Linked DNA regions of Homo sapiens: regions 1, 2 and 4 are each linked to region 3. A link is a contact called in ENCODE Hi-C or POLR2A ChIA-PET data. All regions are on one chromosome and are shown on one strand. Each heading gives the region's core, a stretch centred on a gene start or an enhancer-like site at or near the end of the contact. The rest is flanking DNA. Distances are from core to core; before and after follow the strand shown.

The links. A loop is a pair of places that touch in the nucleus more often than their neighbours do. ChIA-PET counts read pairs that join two places held with the same protein, here RNA polymerase II (POLR2A). Pooled maps may share reads with other maps.
Region 1: a loop to region 3 is called in a map of GM12878, with 5 times the contacts of the local background. The contact joins two enhancer-like sites. A Hi-C loop is called at or near these places in 4 of 168 maps with a recorded cell type or tissue (B cell, GM12878, Right ventricle myocardium inferior and 1 more), 34 of 37 single-sample maps with no recorded cell type and 10 of 50 pooled maps. POLR2A ChIA-PET finds 5 or more read pairs at or near these places in 2 of 52 experiments (B cell and activated B cell).
Region 2: a loop to region 3 is called in a map with no recorded cell type, with 2.8 times the contacts of the local background. The contact joins two enhancer-like sites. A Hi-C loop is called at or near these places in 3 of 168 maps with a recorded cell type or tissue (B cell, GM12878 and GM13976), 29 of 37 single-sample maps with no recorded cell type and 7 of 50 pooled maps.
Region 4: a map with no recorded cell type shows a loop between it and region 3 (4-fold over the local background). The contact joins two enhancer-like sites. A Hi-C loop is called at or near these places in 14 of 37 single-sample maps with no recorded cell type and 5 of 50 pooled maps.

Annotation. Positions count from the first base shown.
Region 1 is chr5:88,732,860-88,735,950 of GRCh38, reverse strand. All of the region lies in intron 6 of MEF2C (myocyte enhancer factor 2C), which reads left to right. Among named protein-coding and RNA genes, the nearest start is that of GSCAR, 37 kb to the right of the region's middle. RefSeq lists an enhancer at 558-657. Within about 2 kb of position 1,515, at least 9 of the 41 ENCODE cell types and tissues checked have a DNase peak (open chromatin) inside an H3K27ac peak, as active enhancers do; they include B cell and GM12878, where a contact is called at or near this core.
Region 2 is chr5:88,832,201-88,835,508 of GRCh38, reverse strand. All of the region lies in intron 1 of MEF2C (myocyte enhancer factor 2C), which reads left to right. Among named protein-coding and RNA genes, the nearest start is that of MEF2C, 49 kb to the left of the region's middle. RefSeq lists an enhancer at 811-940. Within about 2 kb of position 1,993, at least 18 of the 41 ENCODE cell types and tissues checked have a DNase peak (open chromatin) inside an H3K27ac peak, as active enhancers do; they include B cell and GM12878, where a contact is called at or near this core.
Region 3 is chr5:89,433,733-89,436,820 of GRCh38, reverse strand. All of the region lies in intron 8 of MEF2C-AS1 (MEF2C antisense RNA 1), which reads right to left. Among named protein-coding and RNA genes, the nearest start is that of LINC02161, 150 kb to the left of the region's middle. Within about 2 kb of position 1,345, at least 2 of the 41 ENCODE cell types and tissues checked have a DNase peak (open chromatin) inside an H3K27ac peak, as active enhancers do; they include B cell and GM12878, where a contact is called at or near this core.
Region 4 is chr5:90,019,438-90,022,760 of GRCh38, reverse strand. No RefSeq gene overlaps it. Among named protein-coding and RNA genes, the nearest start is that of MIR3660, 4.4 kb to the right of the region's middle. Within about 2 kb of position 1,565, at least 7 of the 41 ENCODE cell types and tissues checked have a DNase peak (open chromatin) inside an H3K27ac peak, as active enhancers do.

The DNA.
Region 1 (3,091 bases), core at 266-2,765, 700 kb after region 3:
AAAGTCCTAGAAAAGAAAAAGAAACAAGTGAAGAAAACTCAAAATGCCTAAACATCCAAATAAAAGAAAGTTTCAGAACTTTGAGCTCAAAGAGAGCTACATGTTCAAGTGAGCTCTGTGAGACAAGGCAAAATGCCTTCCTCATAATATCTTAAGCCAGGAATATGTTCTTTGAATTTACGACTTCTTAAAATAGGAGTCAATAAAAAAAATGCAGCAAGTGTTTGCAAGTTAACTGGGGAGAAAAATGTTTTTCTCCTAACACCACATTCAAGTTCTATGTATTGACACTAATATGAGTATATACAAACTTGTAACCAGAAGAGGTAGATTCTCTAATCCTTTATGTAAGTTAACTCATATATGCTTAAATTTGTTATTTTTATGTAAAACAATATTTTTAATCAAATGAAACTATAAAACAAACTGACTCTAAAGTTGGTCTGTACTTCATTTTCTTATAATCTATAATCAGGAAATCCATTCACTCCTGCTTTATAATTTTTGTGCCTTTAAGTGGTCAGAGGAATGTGACATCTGCATACAGTCACGTCTAAATTGATAATTGTCCAGGCAGAGGGTAATTTTAAAACATAGCATGAAAAAAGGTTGAATCCATATATTAGAAGGTTGTTGAGAGGTGGTGTTTCCCACCTCCCGGACCCCTGAATTTAAATGCGACCATTCTCTTTGGTGAATTTATCTTAAGGTGGGACAACAGGCTCAACACAGGCCGCAGCATTCTGAGTGAGGAGGAGGCTGCGGTTTCCCAGCCGGTTTAAATGCAGGCTCTTCTTAGCAGTAAACCACACGCATGTATTCATCATTGATTTTCAAATCATAGGTTTCTATATCACTGGTTTAGGATCCACAGTCTTGCATTCCTGAATCTATATTATGTCCAAAGAATAACAATTTGGTGGCTGGAAACAGAAATGGTTATTATACGGCTCCAAAATGCTAGCTGGCACAATATGCTAAAAACAGCAGAAATTCACTAGCAAAAAGCAGAATTTATTTGTTCTTAAAAATAACTTGATGCTCTAAAAATATGAATTTAAGAAGTGTCATCATGGTTCAAAATATTTTACATTTCAGTATGTAAACACCTTAAAATATGTGACTAATCTTCTAAAATGGCGTAATTTCCAAATAACAGGAAATATTCCAAGAGAAAAATAGAAGGCTTTTAAAATCAATTTTTTTAGTTTTGAGGTATTTACTGAATGAAAAGCTACAATGTATATTTACTTTTTTTTCCCCTACTGCTGCCCTGAATCACTGTTTAAAATGTGGGCAAAAAGACATAGGCTTTGTTGGAATTTCTCAGAGAGTTTACTGTAGAAAATGCTAAAAAAAAAAAAAAAAAAAAAAAAAAAAAAAAACAAACTTTTCTCAAGGCCTCCGTGAAGCATTTCCATTTTCGCACACTGGCCCAGTGCTTGTCATATCACAGGACAACACATTTCACGAAGCGGTTTTACTTCCTTTTAGCAAAATAACTCCTCCATGCAAACCAGTATCGGCATCTACCGAGCTGGGGTTTTAGTTTCTTCTGATCTATTCAAGCTTCATTGCACTGCTTAACAGACTTTTTTCTCCCCCTTCTTTTGAAATTACCCAGCTAATTTTCCATTTGATTGTTTATATAAACCAGATCTCACACAGGCTTAATAGATAAGTGACATATGTCTTCAGTGTGTCCATCTGACCTTCAGCTGACAGCAAAGTATAGAGCAGAATTGACCTTGATGTTCTTATTCTCTTTTTATCCCGTAGAATCTATTAATTCAAACTAAGTTCATAACATATTCACAATAATGATTCAGGATGACATATTAAATATAAAACTCCTCTAAGCACTCCATTTTGTCAAGCTTTTTTTTTTTAAGTGAACATACTCTCTTTTGTTTGTTTTTTTCTTCTAGTGAGAGGAAGTAAATGCATTGTTTTATGTAACAGCTTTTGCCATGGAATACTGTTCGAATTTACTGTAAAGAAAATTTGGGGGTTTGTCATATTTATCTAGCTTTAGAGAATTTGGCTAATATTCCAGAAGTTTTCTTATAGAAGGGAATTGATATTCAGATTCAACCAACATTTCTTAAGTGAGTCCTGTCACTTAACACACGTTTTGGGGGTGTCCAGTTTGCTTTATTTTTGTTTTTTTGCCCCAGGAACTGGGATAATTTTATTCATAATCCAATTGACAGACTTAATCTTGTAGTTATTTGTTATATATTCAGCCTGTTTATTCATGCATAAAATGAGACAGGTAAATGAATGGGATATGAAGAACAAATCTGCTTTATACAGTGTGCCTCAAATATATTTTGCTTCTAAAGATGTTCCCATAAATATCTCCTGAAATATACCTTTGCTCTGCCTTCCCAGTTCCTCATGGCCTCTATCTCAGGCCATCAAAGTAGTCTCCAGACTGGTCCACACTAGCAGGCCTTACTAATTCCTGAGTATACCAATGCCAGTAGATCTTTCTGACCACTTAGAGGTCTGTGTCATACCTCTACTCTGAAACTTTCATTTCCACCATATAAACCCAAGGACTTTTAGCCTGGAATTTGAGATCTCCACAGCCCAACCCCTGCATCCCTCCAGAGCCTCTGACACCCCTCTCTTTTCACGGGTCCCCTTCTAAACAGGTTCCTCTCAGTGCCCCTTACCATGCTCTTTAAACTCCTACCTCAGCCCTTTCCTACTGCCCAGTCACAAGCCTAACATATCTTCCTATGGCCTTTCTTTAAGGCCCTCATCAATTCCTGCCTCTTCTGTGAATCTTTTATTGGATCACCTCTTCTCTCCCGGGAACTCAATAACACTTAATCTGGATTACTCTGCAGGCACCTCACCCTACGCTGCCTTGTATTGGTCTTTATGTTTTCCATGAGTATGTATTGGATTACCACAAAGAGATTTCAGAGCTTTTCAAGCCTGGGGCCTTGTCTTTGCATCCTCACTGGGTAGCACACAATCTCACTCATGCAGGGGTAATAGATACTTGTGTTTTGTAATGATGGCAATAACAATGAGGTTTAACTGTCTCCTTTAGAAAGCTTCAGAAAACAACTGTCTA
Region 2 (3,308 bases), core at 744-3,243, 600 kb after region 3:
CTTTCATTTAAAATACTAGATAATTCAATTTGTCTATTCATTCCAAGTTGGAAATTAATCTGTTGGGCTTGAGGCTACACAGCTTAATCTATAGGTGGGGATGTCCAAAGATACATGAATATTTCCAATACTGTGAGACACTGGGATTTTCAAATACTGCTGACATCTTAATCAAAGCTCTGCTGATTACTTGGGAGTTGGGTCCTTTGAGAGATGAAATAAATCAACCTAGCCCACTGACAAGTTACATTAGTACGGTTGTAAGATTGTTTTTTTCTCAAATTTTAAAAAGTGTGATTTTTATATAATTCTATATTTTACACTTGCAGAAATTTTGCATTGTATTTATCAGATTCTTCATGGTGTTATCCATAGTTAGCATTGTGAAATGAAAAGAGGTGTTTCAACCAGTGGCCATTGCCATCATGAAATACTCACATTTCAAGGGAAGAGGGATGCTTTTGGACTCAATTGATGTCAATTTAGAAACATTTTGCATTATGCTATATTCCTAGAGCTTCAAAGTATTTACAATTTTTATAAAATTATATAATATCAGTGAAGGAAGCAAGTTTACACAATTAGTGTATGAAATTGAGTTGTATCCATCTGAATTTTTACAAATGAGTGTGGTTTTGTCTTTTATTTGAGCCTCACAACCTCATAATAGAATGTGTATGTTGTTACTATTCCCACTCTATAGAGAAAGAGACTGGGGTTTAGAAAACTATGACTTGGCCAGGCTTGTACCACCAGTGACAGGCACAGTGACGGAGTATTCATCCTCCAAATAATGTCTGACTCCATTGTGGATTAGGGCTTTCCTCAAACGTCATCTCCTCAAATAACCCCTCCCTATAAATCAGCCCAATAGATAGCCACCTCTGCCCTTCTCCACTTCATCACCCCTTGGTCCATTCCACTGCGATATTTTCTCTATAGCACTTCTGTATTTAAAATCATCATATTGGTGCACTTGTGTGTTGCCCTTTTTCCCCTTAGAACGTAAGCTTCATGAAGACTGAGACCTTCTGTTTTGTTTTCAGTGGTGTCCATGGCACGTAGCATCATGCTTGACAACTTCATGTCTCTGTGACTGATTGAATTTTGTCATTGATATCTGTGATATTAAGCATCATGATTTTGGCTCATGGTATACCCCATTACAGTGACTTAGCCAGGGTTTGATTCCCATGTACTCCAACCTGAAATCTACAATCAGAATACACCAAGTATGTTACATGTAATTGGTCTGCTCCAAAGCTGTGGCAGGTAGCGTGGACTGCATTCTGTTAGAGGACCTGAACTCCATGTGTGTGCCTTAATCTCATTTCTGACATTTAACTGTCACCCTGCCTGCCCACCACCCTGAGAGAAGTTCTGAAGTATTCGAACAGTGTGTTACACAGCCCCAGCATGTTTTACAGTGAGCCAGGGCAGTCATGGAGAGGTCTCTTGTTCTGGAGTTTTGCACAGATAAAGGGAGGATATAGTTTTGAGAGGAATGCTATAACTACAAAGTGCATCCTGAAGGCCATTTAGCTCACAATGAAGGTCTGTGTTTTAAAATAGCACTATAACAAAGTAACTACAGAGTTTTGGCAAGGGCTTCAACTATTTATAGAACTAAGTAAGGAATAGTAAATAGTGCCACAGTACCCAGTTCTCCCTTGCCATAACCCCAAACTTATAAGAAGCACTATAATTATATTTTTCTACTTAAAAAAAATCGTAGTAGCCATTATCAGTTTAACCATACGGAAGCTCAGGCTGAGATTTCTTTTTTAAATGCATAGTTTTGATTTTCAGCAGCTGCACTGGGTCTTTAATCATATATTATCTTTATGAAGCCTTTTTCTAACATATGTTAATTGGCTGTTTTCTGTGACAAATTATGAGCTCTTACTTTGATGAGGTTCAATTGCAATCATGTTGGAGTCGAGTACGTAGAGTTTCCACCCCTGCTGGCTCCTCAAACCACTACAAACATCCGCACGTCACTACAGTGCTGAGTAATGGCAGGATTTGGGCTGGCTGATTTCTCTACAGATTTTTTTTTCCACAGGATATTTTCAGCTTCTTTGTACTAAATCTGTTGCAGGGTTTGCCCTTTTTAGCAGAAGCATGCTCTAAAATTAACATCAAATCTTATTGGAGATTACTATAATACATGAGAAATATTTCATAATTCAACATCCAGTGTCTGTACTGCTTTGCTAAAATTTTAGTACATTTATTACACATTTTTAAAAGTCAGTCAGTTGTAAGGCTGGTAAGTATTTTCTATATCATCAGCATTTTGTAACAAATATTTTGAATTTTCCTCTTGAGAGGGATACAGTTATTAAGTGAATAGATGATCAGGTATATATTTAATTATCATAAAGAAAATGCACATAATGTTTTTCCTGGCATTACCAAATTTATCACTATGTTAAAAATTCCATTGTATTTTCATTTTTCTTTGCAGTTAACATCTGTTGGTTGAGTCATAAGAACAATTACATGTCCCATCAAGGCTAATGTCCTATAAGATGCATAGCATGTATTTCAATTCTCTAACAGTTTTTAATGTATGATTAGGATGAACAGATATGTTCTAATCCATCTGCTCTGAGAACTGTGACAGCCTGCATCAAGTACCAGCAGATGATCAGTGATAGCCATAATTAGCATATATATATAAATACAGTGTATTTGTTTATATTCACAAGAAAGTAGGGTAATTGATTAAAGCCTTCAGAACCTGTGTCAGACACCAGTCATAGTGGGATTAATTTAACTGTTTCTGCTTTGACATCAAAATATTCTAGGTAAACTGCTGCAGTTGTTCAAAATCTAAATCTATGGATCAAATCTTCATACAGGTATTAGACTTTAGAATCAGATGAGCCAGATGTGAATAGGAGCTACTCCTCCTCATGAGGCTGTTTTTAATCAGTCATTTCCCTGGAGTAGCACACAATCAATGAGCTCTAAATCCTGAGGCTACCTGCGCTTGTAGGAAGGCCTGGGAACATCATTACAGAACTTACAATTGGGCATATGTGAAAAAATTAGAGCAGAAATTAAGGGTAAGAAAGGTTAACTTCAGAAGTCTTACTTTGGTACTGCTTTTTTAGAGGGAGGTAAAGAGATAATTTCAAATGTTAAAAAAAAAATAGAATATTAAGCCCAACTTCTAAATGCAGAGAATTTCTATTAAAAGATCATTATAAGCAAGCCAAATAAAAGTTATTATTGATTTATGTTAGCCAGAACTGTTTAAACACGTGTATTATTTCGAGAATGTACATGTGGGTCCATTT
Region 3 (3,088 bases), core at 96-2,595:
ACTGAATGTGGGATGCATGTTTTCATTGTAAAAATGCAGGCAAGCTTTTTAATGTTTTCTTTTCATGTGATGTTTAGACAAATTGAGGTTTGTTCTTGTCTCATCGAGCTCTCATTTTCTCTTTCTGTCGTTCTTATTCTCTCTCTCTCCCTCCTTCCCTCAAGGAGAATCTCGAAATGAAACTGACAGAGCTGTGTTTCACTCTTTTATGGTGTAATGTTTGTGAGGTTTCTCACATTGTTTACATGTTTCCTTGAAATAAAGATGGCACTTTCATTGAGCATGTGTCCTGAATTTCCTCACAAAATCAAAATTGAAAATGGAGGCTAGAAATAATGCTTAATATCTTTTATGTCTATTTTGTCATGAAAATTATTCTTTGTCAAAACTGGCCCTGTATAAATAGAGAGGAAGAATATATTTTTGCTCTATTGCCTTCTACACCTCTTTGTATTATTCTAGTACATATTCTAGTATGTTTTTCTAGGTTCTACTCCTAAAGTCCCCAGGAGTCCACAGTTTAGTGACCCTGAACATTTAAGATTTTTAGAAAGTGTCTAATTTCTAAATTTTGCATTCTCATCTATTATTACAAGTTTGCTGGAGTTTTCAGTCTTGTGGGCTATAATGTAATAAGGATGTCAATACTTTATGCATCCTATATAGCATGTGAGCAAATAACAATCCTATCAAGATAGTTTCTTTAGAGAATTTTTTGTAGAAATCATCTTATAAACTGTTGCCATATTTCTAAGTTCACAGAAAATAAGTAAAAACAAACCAAACTATACTTAGTGTTTAGTGCCCCTTCTTCCCTCCAAGCTGCCCCTTTCCCTACTCTCCAAAGTCAGAAATGTCAGACTCCTAGAACGTTGTTAATAGGAAACAATCTGAGAGTACTAATTTCCACTAATTCATGAAAGTGTGAATGACTCTTAATCCCTTAAACTCCCAAAGGTTGAGAGTGATTGGAATAGTTGCTACCTAAATAAATCATGAATTTGTAGAACTTTAACATAACAATACATTGATGTAAAAAAGATTCAGATAATACATAAAGATTTATTTTCAGTTAGCACGAGAAGATCATACCAATTTAGATGTTTGCCTCTGCATCTTTTTATCTATAACGCTCGTGATTTACACAGCTTTCTTATTCTTAACTTTTTGCACCACAGAATCTAAAAAGTCCCATTCGTCTTCATTGTGGTTCCTATTTCAGCAGCTGCAAGGCACTGGTGTGTGGGGAAAGTGTGGCAGGAAAGAAGGTATTGTGTACATTGATTTTGGGTAAATCAGAAACTGTGTATTTGCATTCAACTAGGGACTTTCTGGGGATACTGCCTGACTTGAAACTGTGAGGAGTTCAGGGTCTGTGGAAGGTTGTTGAGAAAATATTTAAGTTCCTGAAATCACACCATTGGTGTAGCCTTTTCTATCCTTTATATGTGACTTAAAATTCATTTTGTTCATTTCTAAATGAAATAAATGAGGTTTATACACCATAACCCTAGCTTCCTAGCTGTGGTGCTAGTATTCACTAGTCCCGTGTTTTTCAGAAAATCATTTTATCTCTTTTTGACTCAATTATCTCCTGAATCAAATGGGATCATGATTCTAGCTGTGTCTTTCAAAGGTGCTGTTGGAGAAATGATGGACGAATAGATATGAACATGCTGAGACAAAGTTAGGGATATTATGCAAATTTTACATATTTTAATTATCAAATATTAAGAGACAGGACAAAATGCAGCTTTAAAATATTTTCTTTAACTCTTTATTATAACTAATTTCTTGTCGAGATCTAGGTTAAGATTTAGGGAAGTCATAATGTGAACTACTTTGTTGAAACTGAAATTAACATGAAGTTTCAGATTTTATAAAGTAGTTATTGGAATACCTTTATAAAACTGCTTGCCCTCTTGCCTTTAAGAATGCCAGGGAACTCAACATACTTCTCAGGGTCCTTAAACACAATCAATGACAAAATAGTTTTTTTTTTTCCCTGAAAAAATAATCAGTGTTATTCCAGGTAAGGATTCAAAGATATTTGAACATATGTGATAAACTAAAATTAAACTGGACTAAAATTAAAACTACAGTTTTAATTTTATATCACACAAAGCATTTATGAGAGTATATTGTTTAATTTGTAACCCAAGAAACAGTCTTTGGGAATGTCAAGATGCAATTGAGGAAATGTTTCAGGGGGTTGGGTCCTGTATTAGATTGAAATGGAGGCAAGAAAGAGTAAGGCTTTCTATATTAATGGCATTGGGGTCCTTTTACACCAACAGTCTATGAAGCTTTAGAAAAGAGAGAGAGGCACAAAGCAATCTATTCAGCAAGACATACATATATACAGTATTTGGTTTTGCATTACACCCAAAAAGATGGTGTAGTGCAAAGCCAAACACTGTACAACTCACTTCCATAGACTGGAATTTCACAGACTTGGGTTGATATTGTGTGTCTGATTATATGCCTAAACAATAACTCTATTTGATAAAAATCTTAATTACAACTATCCATACTAATATTCAACTATCAATACTAATATTCAAAGTATTTCACAATGGATCTTATGCTTTCTAAAATGCAAAACATTAGATCTTTCCAGCAATTATAAACAGATGTTAAATATTTCTTTATAATACATATTCATTATATATTACATATATATTGATCTATATATATAAATACTTACAAGCACGTGTATATAAAATTAACAGTCTCAAACCTTGTCAAAATTATTCTATTACAAAGTCAAGTTTTTCTTTGATTTACGTTACTATTGTACTTTAAAGTTATTCTTCCTTTATGAAGGGATCTGGGAACACTATATCCAGACACTTAATGCAAACTGGTCTACTGGACATTACATGGTGCCAAAATCAGATACTTGTGAATTTAACACACCTAAGGCCATCTTTACATTAGTACATTGCTCACAGCTTCAGCAGAAAGCATATTGGACAAAGTCACCTGCTAAATAACTTGGCTCAGGAAGTCAGAAAATAAGCCACTGACCTCCAAAATGAGAAGAATGATGGTGAAAGGATAAGCCAAAAATGTAGGTCACTTTGAT
Region 4 (3,323 bases), core at 316-2,815, 590 kb before region 3:
GAATTGCCCTGCCATTGAGTAAACACATTCTACATTTACAAGATACTGGCAAATTTATCCCCAAAGTGATAGTTCCAAGTTTATATTCCCATCATATGGATAGAGGATCCCTGTTTTCTCACAGACTCACCAGAGCCTGACATTGTCAGGCTTTATAAATGCTGGGCAATCTGATGCATGTGAAATGGTATCTCATGGTTTTAATTTGTACTTCCCTGGTTACTGGTGAGGCTGAATATTTATTTAGTTTCTGAAGTTTGCCTTTAGGGAGGAAAAGAGTGAAAGTGGGGTGGAGGTAGATATGAAGGACTTTAAATTTATCTTCATTGCTTTATTTCTTGAAAATATGATTTGAAAAAAGTACAGAAAAATGTGGGCAATTGTTAAATTCAAATAAAAATACGTTAAAGTAGCCTTACTCTTTTTGGTTACCACATTAAAGCAAGTTTAAAACTTATAATTGTTTTTAGAGCCACTTTTGCTTACCTCCAAGCTTGGAAACATGTTTTACTGTAACCCTGGTGACAAGACACACCCACAGATTCCCAATAAGTGCTCTTGAGACTTAGTACCTTTGCCCAACTTCAATTTAACTAAATCTCTTGGGATTTGGCCATCAGGAAAAAGAACATACTTGCTTTAATTCCAGTGAAAGTGAAATTGTTCTTGAGAATCCATAAATGTGAGAGTCTATGAGAAAGAGTATAGTGGATCTTTCTGACATGATGGATAGAGGAGGAACATTTACAGAGAAAGCAGTTCACTATATTTACCATCTGAAAAAAATACATATAAAAGCATTTAAACTTTGGACTTATTTATTATTTTTAATGTATTTTTATTTACATATGTGATTTTTGAAGAAAAATATAATCATTTCAAATTTAATATTACAGGTTAATTCAGCTAATTGGGCTACTCCACAGGTAAATATATTTTTTAGTCTTAATATCTTTGTAATTGAATTTGAAACTAAAATGTATCTGCTTTTTATTTTCCCCAGAGAATTTTTGTTTTAGTAATAAATTTCTTCTGTGACATACAGTCATATACTGGTTGATTTTGAGAGTTTCTTGATTTCCAGTAAACAACGTACTCCAAATTCTGATTTAAAAGATTTGTTTTGGTTTTTCTCCGGCTTTTTCTTTCCAGTGTTTCAGTGTGGGTTTTCCACATTTGATCTGACCAAATTTGGCCTCATGTCTCTGAGTTTTGGGTAGTTAAAGAAACTGTATTTTGAAATTAAATTCTTCCTTATATTTTTCTTATCTGTGAATGTTCCCAGAGTTTAATTCTTGGCCATTTCTCTTTCTCTTTTGTATGCTTTCCCTGAATCAACTGTGACTCATGGTTTTGACTTTCACTTCCATGTTGATAGCCCTCCTCTTTACAGAACTTCTTCTATTTATGCTTTGGTTAGGTTCCAAAAGGTTGGTTTAAGTCTGTTTGCAAAGTGACACTTAAAATGAGTAACTGCTAACACCCTCTGATGGTACCAGGCAAAGTTGATTGTTTTTTTTTGTTTTTTCTCCTTTTCCTGGCTCAGCGAGTTCGTTTGAGTCATAAGAGAAACTTTTGTTTCGTTTACCCCAGCTTCAAAATTCTATATATCTCAGCTGCTTTTGGGACTTACTCCCTTTGTGCACTATCTCCTCAAACTAAACATATTAAAATTTGAGATCATTTTCATCTCAAATAAGCTGTGACTTTCTCTCTCTCTCTCTCTCTCCGCTGCCTTTATTTATTTATTTATTTATTTATTTATTTATTTATTTATTTTAAAAGTAGATGATACCATTCAATTCACTGGAACTCAGAGTCTCCAAAATGCTTATTCTTCTTTCATCATTTTCATTTCATACATTTATTTGCATCAAATCCAGTTGTTTCTCTGGAGTCTTACATTCTTTGCCAGACCATGATGGTGGGCTGTACATTCAACATCATGCATTAACTACTGTAGTTTCAAAATTAATCATCATATGTGTTGAAAACTATGGCAGAGTGCTACTTCTCTCAGTCTTCTATGGCTCCTGTGTCTTCTACCTACTGCTACTCCATCTATCTTCCTGCAAGGCCGGTTTTACATGCTAGTCTTTGGCTCAAAAGCCTATATGGACCCATGATTATTACTGGATAAGATTTAGACTCCAAAGATGGCATAAAATGCCACAATAATTGGATTTACACAAATAGATAAAATTTATTTTCTATCTTTATATAGGGAATCCTGAATTTCATGAAATTCGGACATTTGCTCACAGATGCAACTTGCACATTTGCTACTGCAAGCTTTTACTCATTCTGCTACTGGCCCTGGATTGCCCTCACCCTCTTTTCTCATATGAATCTCATTGATATTTTAAGAACCTGAAATCCTTCTTCAACATCTTCAGTTTTCAATGCCCTCATTTGTTGTTATTTATTTGTTTATTTTGAGGCAGAGTCTCACTCTGTTGCCCAGGTTGGAGTGCAGTGGTGCGATCTCATCTCACTGCAACCTCCACCTCTGGAGTTCAAGTGATTCTCCTGCTTAGCCTCCCGAGTAGCTGGGATTATAGGCGCCACTCCACCATCCCTGGTTAAATTTTGTATTTTTAGTAGAGATGGGGTTTTACCATGTTGGCCAGGCTTGTCTCAAACTCCTGATCTCAAGTGATCCACCCACCTCGGCCTTCCAAAGTGCCAGGATTACAGGCATGAGCCACCACGCCCGGCCGATCCCCCATTTTAAAATCATTTTATTATAAATGCAACACAAACTTAGAAGATTTCAAAAGTCCAGGGAATCTTCACAACGTTGGAAAAAAAAAAAGCATACTACCATCTCATCTAATCCTGAATGATTTACTTTGACTTTCATCATTATTTTCATGATTTCATCATTATATTGAGTTTCAGATACGTCTTACTTACTACCCAGTTCCAACTTCATACCTTCAGCTGCATATAGAACTTTCCCACCTGTATGGCCATAATCTCAAGCAATTATTACCGTTTTAACATATTTTTCCAGTCTTTTTAAAAATATGCATTTTTATATGTTCAATGATTTTATATTATAATATTAGGCAAAATGTAAAACAAAACTTGTAATGGCTGTATTTCACTCTAACATATATATTTGCTCACCATTCCGATATAATAACGTATCTTTAATTTTAATTCCTCATTATTTCTTACTATACATGATGCTAAAGAGAACATTTATATATATACATCTTTGTCTAATTTTAGATGATTTCTTTATGTTAATCTCCTAGAAATAAAATTTGGGGTCAAAGGTATGAAAATTTTAGTTAAAAAATGATATTGCTAAATTG